Linked DNA regions of Homo sapiens: region 2 is linked to region 1. Evidence: read pairs that join two places in POLR2A ChIA-PET (ENCODE). Cell type or tissue: OCI-LY7. All regions are shown on one strand.

What was found. ChIA-PET counts read pairs that join two places held together with the same protein. Peaks named below come from ENCODE experiments on the same cell type or tissue, not always from the same donor. Only the 100,000 strongest peaks of a DNase experiment are listed, where the experiment ranks them.
Region 2: POLR2A ChIA-PET joins it to region 1 with 6 read pairs; 6 of 35 experiments call an interaction of 5 or more read pairs at or near these places.

The regions. Positions count from the first base shown.
Region 1 is chr7:70,025,794-70,030,793 of GRCh38, forward strand. The region is part of intron 2 of AUTS2 (activator of transcription and developmental regulator AUTS2); the gene reads left to right. Among named protein-coding and RNA genes, the nearest start is that of AUTS2, 430 kb to the left of the region's middle. In OCI-LY7, no CTCF peak of the experiment used is centred here; DNase peaks (open chromatin) are centred at 2,318, 3,138, 4,308 and 4,418; H3K4me3 peaks cover 1,034 bases; H3K27ac peaks cover 2,221 bases.
Region 2 is chr7:69,972,270-69,977,269 of GRCh38, forward strand. The region is part of intron 2 of AUTS2 (activator of transcription and developmental regulator AUTS2); the gene reads left to right. Among named protein-coding and RNA genes, the nearest start is that of AUTS2, 380 kb to the left of the region's middle. In OCI-LY7, no CTCF peak of the experiment used is centred here; no DNase peak of the experiment used is centred here.

The sequences.
Region 1 (5,000 bases):
TTAATAGGATGCTGAAGGAGCTGAGGCAGTGCTGAAGGATGTTAAAAGCACACACAGTGGAGAGCTTATTGTTGTTCCAAGGCCTAATTGGAGATCTAGGTTGGCATTTCCTACAGCTTTCAAAGTGTACAACTAAAAGACTATCCTAAGAAGATGAGATAGTTTCTGAACTAGGCACGAAAAGCTGTAAGGAGTGTCACCTCCCAGTGCCCTCTGGCCTATTTTTCTCACTGATGGATTGCTTTGTTATCTGCTGCCAGACCCCTTAATGTGCTGGCTCAGCCTTCACAGGGATTAGTCACAGAAGATGGGCGCTGCAGCTGCAGGTCTGGCTCCAGAGGCTTTGGGTGGTACCTACTACTACTTACTTAGCCCTTAGCCAGATATTCCCTAGAAGGGAAAACGCTCCTTAGTTTCACTGAGGATCTGGCCTCATGAGCAGACACTAGTTCTAATAATACTCTTTACCTTCTTTGTAGCTCCCAGCCATTGTCTTCTACCTTCCCTTGCCTAGCTTTAGTCACTGCCAGCAGCTATTTCTAGGCTGTTGGCACTTTGAAGTGGAATTGGGCAGACAGAGGTGAGAGCAGGCTGTGAGTTCCCTCTCTGGAGGTTGGCTCCTTACAGCACACATGGGAGGCAGTGCTGAAGGATGTTAAAAAGCACACACAGAGGAAGAGCTTACTTGTTGTTCCAAGGCCTAATTGGAGATCTAGGTTGGCATTTCCTATAGCTTGGCATGGAACGATTTGAATGTTTGTGGATGGTGCTTGCCTCATACCTTGCCAACTCAAATTTTGGGCAGATCAGCTTCTGTGAGTTTTGTCTCGACAAGTTGGGAAAGTTTCCTAACTTTAGATGACTGTGTGAATCTTTGAGGAGCTTGATAGTTAGCAGGTGAGGGCTGCTATTTTGAAGGAAATAGACATTAATATATTCTTCTTTAATATATCTGAATGGGTATACATATGTGCTCCTTTGTTTCTTGTAAATGGGCAGTACAGGAGGGAGAAACTGAAGGAGAGGACTTGGTCAGGAGATAAACCCCCACAGATGCCAAGATGTTGGCTTGTTGAAGCTTATTCGTGGTTAGTTTTACTGTGATACTATGTGCAGATGGTTCCTAAGTTATAATGGTTTGACTTATGATTTTTTAGTTTTATGATAGTTTTGGTGCAAAATCATTTTTTTTTTTACGTTTAGTACAGTATCCAATAAAGTGTGACATATTCAGTACTTTATTATAAAATAGGCTTTATGTTAGATTATTTTGCCCATCTGTAGGCTAATGTAAGTGTTCTGAGCCCATTTAAGGTATGCTCGGCTAAGGTCAGGTGTATCAGATGCTTTTTTGACTTTTGATATTTTCAACTAACAATGGGCTTATTGGGATATAACCCCATGATAAGTCTAGGAGCATCTGTATTTGTCTGTGAATTACTTAGGGACTCTTTTGATGTCTTCGTTTTGGAAACTCTCTGTTGTTGGTTTTTGTTATTTTAGCCTTGTCGGGTTTTCCTCATACTGGTCTAACTGCTAGTATCTTTTATTGGCCCCTCTTTCTTGGATATCCTTTACATGTTTATATTTGTTAGTGTTTCTTCCTTGACTTGTCTCACTTCTCGTGTTTCCTTGGGTTTGCCTCCATTACTAAGTCTTCATCCAGCCCCTATGTCATTGGTTCTCAAAGTGTGGTCCCCAGACCAGCAGCAGCAGCATCACCTGGGAACTTGCTGGAAATGCCTGAACTAAACTTAAGACACTATATAAAACAGGAAAAGGCATTTTACATTTTGATACACATTGTCAAAAACATTGTACTGGTTTCATGGTATGCATTATAAGGCATAAAGTAGATCAAGCCTATGTTCCTAATGCATACATTTCTATTGACCTCAGAGAGTGAACTATCATATAATAGAAATAGGATTATCATTAGTTTAATGAATGAGAAAGACTCTTCATGTTTGTTCTTTACCTAATCTATGCAGTTTAAACCTAGATCGACCTCAGGGAAATATGGGAAATTGTGTTCTCTTCTGGCTTGTTTAAGTACAAGGAACTCAGACCCACTCTAATTTGCTTTAAGTGTTTTTTTTTGTTTGTTTTGAACAGTAAGAAACTATTTAGGGTGGAGAACTTTATTTCAGTAAGGCCTCATGTGAAGTGGAATTAAGACAGTCATAATGTCCTTTTGTGGCTTGATCTTGATGAGGTGATAGGCTTCTGCACACATTCATCAACTGTTCATATTCTTTCCCGCTCTGTCCGCCCCCCCCACCCTCATCTTGCTTGCACACACGTGCATACTTTTGCATGCTCTCTGACTCTCTCTCTTCTTCCCTCTCCTTCCTGCCAACACAGCTGTATTCATCTTCATTTCTTTTTCACCTGGCTTCCTCCCTCTCTGCTCTGTGTCTTTTCAGGTCCCTCCCAAGTTTAGTTCACGCATTACTCATTCTATGAACCTCTTAAACTTCGTGCATTCTATCTTTTATCCCTATTACTATGTCACCCTGGCAGTTTCATAATGCAGATTTCTGAGTAGGAGTCCCAGTGGGACAGAACCTGGCCACTTGATGGCAGGTCCAGTGTCCTGGTCGATTCCCTTAGAAAGTGCTGTGCAGAGGACTGTTACTTTTTCTTATAGATCATTCTATGTTTTAAGTATTAAATGAAGCCTCAGCTCCAGCATAGCGTTTCTGACAGGCTGACTCACTTCACATTTAATGATTGTATCCAGCATCTTGTCTCTACTCTCCAGCAATGCAGCTCCTTCTTCTGGTGTCGTCACTTCTATGGACATATCCTGTGGATGTTCCCATCCACCTGAGCCCAAAACCTCTGTGCTTGTTTGTTCCTCCTCCTCCTTAGCCCTCACATCTCTTCAATATTTTTCTCTCTCTTTACTATTACTTAATGCTACTGCCATATTGCTTCTTGACTAGATTTTAATAATCTTCTGATTTCAATCTGTTACTTTGTCTCAGTCAGAATAACCTACTTCCCCTTTCACATGAAATACTTATCTACCCTGAGGAATATCCCTCAAGGCTCTCTATTGCCTGCGAATTGAGAATAGACTCCTCTGCTGAAGATTCACGGTCTTCAGCAGTATGCCCCCTACTTGGTTCTTTTACTCCAAACACTGTACTCTAGCTACATAGGACTACTGAGTAATACTCCTCAAAGGCTCCCTCTCTTGGGTACTTGTAAAGTGCCCTTTAGCTGTGTAGCAGAGAATAGGACAGGAGTGCACACTCTGGGGCTAGACTGACGGGCTGGAATCTCAGCCCAGCTTGAAAACTTTGAGCATTTGTTATTTTATCTTTCTGTGCCTCATTTTTCTCAACTGTAAAATGGAAACAGTGATAGTATCTGCCTTGTGGGTTGTTTTAAGAGTTAAATATGGAGCACTCAGAGCAGTGCCAGACACACAGCAAATCCTCAGGTCTTTCCAGGGATACTTTTTTTTTTTTTTTTTTTTAATATTCTCCATTAGACGTGATGTTTCTGTCTCTGCGATGTGGTAATTTTTTCTGTTTTTTATTTTTAAGGGTACCTATCACAGTCTGCTTCCCCCTTTTCAGATTATTTGTGGATTTCAGATGTTCACCTGTTTTTCTTTGAGCTCCTTGAGTATGGAGATGGTATTTTATTGAAACTTATATTATGACATACGGAGCTCAATAAACATTTGTTGAATTGGATTATATCCAAAAGATGCTTCTGCTAAAATACTGTAGTAACTTCCATCTGTCCCATGAATGTTCGTGTTCTGAGACAATAATGTAATTCTTAAAACTAGGTTTTAAACCTTAAAAGTGAAAGAAAGTGAATACTTTGCGGTTGTCATATAGATGTACTGCTACTCAAGTATAGTAAGTATATTGGTGAAATATTTAGAAAAAAACAACTAGTTGTGAATCTGAATCAGAGATCAGCAAACTTTTTGCTACAGAGGGAAAAATATTAAATATGTTCAACTTTGCTGGTCATATTATCTGTGTTGGATCTGTTTACCACAGCAATCGTAATATGAAAAATATGTAAATGGTTGAGTTCCAGTAAAACTTTATTTACAAAAACAGGTGGACTATAATTTACCAACCTCTGGCCTGTGTCATTACTGTGCAAACCACACATCATTTTAGAAGCTGTTTGTTGCAAAAGCTCCAGGTGCTGCCACATCCAAAGATACACACCTGCATGTCTTCTCATTAGGTATAAGGAAACCTTTCCAGAAAATCTCAGCAGATTACTCACAAGTTCAGTGGCCCAAAGTTGTATCACATTCTCACACTTCAAACCAGTTACTGATGATGGAATGAGACTACCATGATTGGCCCAAATACACCAGGAATCACAGGTGTTGTTGTGGATAAGGCCTCCCTATCTGCATCACGTGACCATGTTGATGAGGGCATTTCCTTGTGAAGTGAAAACCATTGAATTGTACAATGAATGTGATACAGCATGGGCTGCCACAGTCCAGTTGTCACCTACTCTTCTGTTGTTCTTCTGAACATCATCATAATGTCACATTTGACAGGTGTGAGGTTTCTTTGTTAAAGCTCAGACTTATTTTAAATTAATATTCTTATCACATGAATAGACCCGTGGTAATGATGTAATGACCTTGGAGGGGCAGGCCAGTTTTCCGCTGTGAAGCATAAAGTTTCCCATATGACATCCTTGGGCTACTCATTTTGGTATTCTCAGATATGCAAAACAGAGAAAACAACAGGCTTCCCACTTCAGAATTCACCATATACCCTTCTCCTTCTTGAAAGGGAGAAACCAATTAGACAAGGACTAGCCTTCTCTTATACTTAATAAAGGCAGGTGAGTTGAGCCTCTTAGTATTTGTCATACACTATGGATTAAACCAGTTTATGGCCCATGTCATTGTACCCAAAACTCTGGTGTATAATAGTAAAACGTTCATAGTTTTCAAATTAGACTTAGAGCTTCTTGGTCTCACTTTAGAATATTTTGAC
Region 2 (5,000 bases), 54 kb before region 1:
AAATGTCTTTTGCCCATTTTCTAATTGGATTTAAAAATTTTTACTGTTGAGTTTTTCACAGTTCCTAATATTTTCTAGACAGTAAGTCTTTATTGGGTATGTGGTTTGCACATATTTTCTTCTAATTTATAGCTTGTCTATTCATCCTCTTTCAGAGTCTTCCTCAGAGTAGAAGTTTTAAACTTTGATGCAGTCCAGTGTATGGATCCTTTCCTTTATATTCTTGCTTTTATTGTCAAGTCTTAAAACTCTTTGCTTATCCTTTGATCCTGAAGATTTTTCTTTTCCTTTTTTCCTAAAAGCTTTATATTTCATATTTAAGTCCATGATCCATTTTGAGATAAATTTTTTATAAGATATGAAACTTAGGTCAAAGTTTTTCTTTGTGTGTGTGTGCGTGCATGTGTGTGTGTGTGTGTGTGTGTGTGTGTGCACGTTCCTGTATATGTCCAGTTGTTTTAGCACCACTTATGGAAAAGACTATTCTTTCTCCATTAAATTGTTCTTGTACCTTTGTCCAAAATCAGTTTACTGTACTTAAATGGGTCTGTTTTGGGTTTCTCTATTCCTCAATTGATTTAATGTCTGTTCCTCTACCAAGATCAAAAAGTCTTGATTACTGTAGCTATTCTTTTTCAAAATTGCTTAAGATAAAATAGTACCTGTGTTTTTTCATATAAATTTTATAATAACCTCATCTGTGTTTACAGAAAATCTTTCCGGTGTTTTGATAAGAATTGTGTTAAACCAGGATATTGGTTTTGGGAATTTTTTTTTTAAGTACTTTGTTGAGTCTTTCTCTTCATGAAGAGGTTTGTCTCTCCGTTTATTTAGATCTTGTTTGATCTCTTTTATCATTTTGTAGTTTTCAGCATACAAGTCCTATATGAATTAGATTTATAACTATCACTTTTGGGGGGCACTTGAAATGGTATTGTATTTCTAATTTAGATTTTACATGCATATTGTTAGTATACAGAATACAACTTATTTTCAAATGTTGTTTTTTGTATCCTGTAACCTTGATAAATGGAGTTATTAGTTTGAGGAACTTATTTGTAGTTCTTTGAAATTTTCTGTATAGACAATTATGTCATTTGCAAATGAGGACAGATTTATTTCTTCCTATCTGATATCTATGCTTTTTAAATTTCCTTTTCTTGGCTAATTGCACTGAGTAGAACTTCTCATGCGGTGTGAACTAAGAGTGGTGAGAGTGAATATCCTTGTCTTGTTCCTGATATTTGGGGAAAAATGCATTCAGTCTTTTGCTGTTTAGTACAATGTTAGCTGTAGGATTTTTCTCTATGTTCTTTATCAAATTGAAGTAGTTCCTTTCTATTCCTAGTTTTCTGAGATTTTTTTTATCATGAATGGATGTAGAATTTTGCCAAATGCTTTTTCTGTGTTAATTGATATAATTATTAGGTTTTTCTTTTATAGCCTATTAATACGGTAGAGTACATTGCTTGATTTTCAGATATTGAACCATTCTTGCAAGCCTGGAAAAAGTTCTATTTAGTCAATGTGTATAATTCTTTGTATGTATCGCTCAATTTTATTTACTTATATTTTGTTAAGGACTTTTGCATCTGTACTTACGAGAAATACTGGTCTGTAATTTTCTTTTTGTAATGGTTTTATTATGAGGATATTACTGGCTCCATAAAATGATTTAAAAGTGTTCACTCCTTATTTGTTTGCTGGAAGAGATTATGTATAATTGGTTTTCATTCTTCTTTAAACATTGTGTGGAATTCTGTAGTGGAAACCCATCTGGGTCTGGAAACGTCTTTTTTAGATATTGTTAATTTAAGAAATTAAATTTTCTTAATTTAAGTTATTGGGCTACTTAAATTACTGTTTTTCATATTTGGTGGGTTCTGGTAGTTTTTCTTTGTAAGGAAGTGGTCCACTTCATCTAAGTTGTCAAATTTAAGTGTGCAGAACTGTTGATAGTATTCTTTATTGACTTCTTGATGTCTGTATAGTTATATTCCTTGTTTCATCCCTGATATTGATAATAATGTCTGTGTCTTTTTTCTGTGTCAGTCATACTAGATGTTTGTCAATTTTATTGATTTTTTTCAAAGAACAAGTTTTGTGTTCCATTGATTTTTCTCTCTTGTTTTCCTGTTTTCAACTTATTTTTTTCTATTCTGTTATCTTAATTATTTCTTCCATCTGCAAGCTAGAAAACCAGGAAAGCTGGAGAGTGTAGTTCAGTCTGACTCTGAAGGCCTGAGAATGAGGGGTCCAGTGGCGTAAATCTCTTTTCAAGACTGAAGGCCTGAGAACCACAAGGGCTGATGTTCCATCTCCAAGGGCAGGAGATTTGGATGTCCCAGCTCAAACAGAGAGTAAATTTCTCCTTCCTCTGCCTTTTTGTTCTGTTTGGGTCTCAATGGATTGAATGAGGTCCACGTGCCCAAATAGGGCATCTTCTTTAATAAGTCTACCAATTCAAATGCTATTCTCTTCCAGAAACATACTCACAGACATACCAAAAAATAATGTTTTACCAGCTCTTTAAGTTGACACATAAATTTAACAATCACATGTATCTTTTTTTAATTTTTGCTGCCTATATTGTTTTATTTAAAGAGAGTTTCTTATGGATAGCATAGAGTTGATTCATTTTTACAAGTTACTGTATCATTGCTCTTTCTTCTGTCCTAGTGACTTAAGATCCTTTCTTTTAGCTATTTTTTTTTAAAAATAGAACTTCCTTTAGCCATTCTTTTAGGGTAGTTCTCCCAGTAACTATTTATTTATTTATTTATTTTTATATGAGGTTGTCTTGATTACCTGTTGCTTACTGAGGAATGTTTGCACTTGATGTAGAATTTTGGTTGACAGTTTCTTTTGTCTTTTTCTTTCTTTCTTTTCTTTTTCTTTCAAGCCATTGAAAAATGTTGTTCTCTTTCTTCTGGCCTTCAGGGTTTCTCATGAGACATCCACTATCCTTCTTTTGTCTAGATGTCATGACTTCTTTCTCCCTGGCTGCTTCCAGATTTTTTTGCTATCTTTAGCAAAGTTTAACTATGATGTGTCTTGGTGTGGGTATCTTTGAGCTTATTCTGTTTTGTATTATCATAGCTTTTTGAATCTGTAGGTGTTGTTTTTGCCAAATTTGAGAATTTTCACCCATCATTTCTTCATGTACTTTTAAAGCCCTATTTTCCTTTTCCTCTCTCTCTGGGACTCTGAAGACACAATTGTTAGATCTTTGGTTATAATCCCACAGATACCTGATACTCTGTTTTTTGTTGTTGTTTTGTTTGTTTGTTTTGTTTTTCAGTCTCTTTTTTTCTCTTTTGTTTAGATGAGTAATTTTAGTTGTTCTTTCAGTTCACTGATTCTTTACTCTCCTCCACCTGGTCTTGAGCCCATCCGTTGAATTTTTTTAATTGTTTTTTTTTTATTTTTATTTTTTTGAGGTGGAGTCTGCTCGGTCCCCCAGGCTGGAGTACAGTGGCATGATCTCGGCTCACTGCAACCTCTGCCTCCTGGGTTCAAGCAATTCTCGGGTCTCAGCCTCCCAAGTAGCTGGGATTACATGCGTGCGCTACCATGCCCAGCTAATTTTTGTATTTTTAGTAGAGACAGGGTTTCACCATGTTGGCCAGGCTGGTCTTGAACTCCTGACCTCAGGTGATCCGCCCACCAAAGTGCTCTGATTACAGGCTTGAACCATCTCGCCCAGCTGATTTTTAAAAAAAATGCATTTTACTCTGGTAAAGATGTATTTAATGAAATTTACCATGTTAACGGTTATTAAGTATACAGTTCAATACTGTTAAATATATTCACATTGCTGTGAAACACATATCCAGAAGTTTTCCATCTTGCAAATCTGAAACTCTTTACCCATTGAACAACTCCATTTTCCTTGCTCCTCTCAGCCCCTGGTAGCCACCAGTCTACTTTCTGTTTCTCTGAATTTGACTACTGTGGATACCTTATGAATATGGAATATACAGTATTTATCTTTTTGGCACTGGCTTATTTCACTTCATAATATCCTCAAGTTTCATCCATGTTGTAGCATGTGACAAGATTCCTTCCTTTCTAAGGCTATATAATATTCCATTGTATGAATATACGGCATACTGTTTGTCCATTCATCCATTGGACATTTGAGTTGCTTCCACCTCTTGGCTATTGTGAATAGTGATGCTATAAGACCCTGCTTTTAGTTCTTTTTGGTATGTATGTAGAAGTGGGATTGTTGGATCATATGGTAGTTCTGTGTTAAATTTTTTGAGGAACCTCCATAGTGTTTTCTATAGCAGTTGCACCATTTTACAATCCCACCATTAGTGCACAAGTGTTCTAATTTCTCCACATCCTCTTCAATACTTGTTCTCTGTTTTTCTTGATAGTAGCAATCTCAATAGATCTGAGGGGATAATGCATTTCTCTAATGATTAGTGATGTTGAGAATCTTTGTTGGCTACCTGTGTATTATCTTTGGAGAAATTTCTATTCAAACTTTTTTTCATTTTTTAATCAGTTATTTGTTTTTCATTGTTTGGTTGCAGAAGTTCTTTACATATTCTGGATTTTAACCTTTTTTCGGGCATATGGTTTGGAAACATTTTTTCCCATTCCATAGGTTTCTTTTTCACTCTGTTGATTGTGTCCTTTGATGAACAAAAGTTTTTAAGTTTGATGTAGTTCCATCTGTCTGTTTTTGCTTTTGTTACCTGTGCTTTTGTTGTCACATCCAAGAAAGATTGTCAAATCCAATGTCATGAAGCTTTTCCTCAATGTTTTCTTCTAGCAGTTTTGTGATTTTATACTTTTATGTCTTACATTTAGGTCTTTATCCATGTTGAGTTAATTTTTGTATATGGTGTAAAGGGTCCAGTTTTATTCTTTTGCATGTGAGCGTCCAGTTTTCCCACACCATTTGTTGAATAAACTATCTTTCTCCATTGAACGGCTTTGACACCTTTGTCAAAGATTGTTTAACCATGTATGTGAAGGTTTATTTC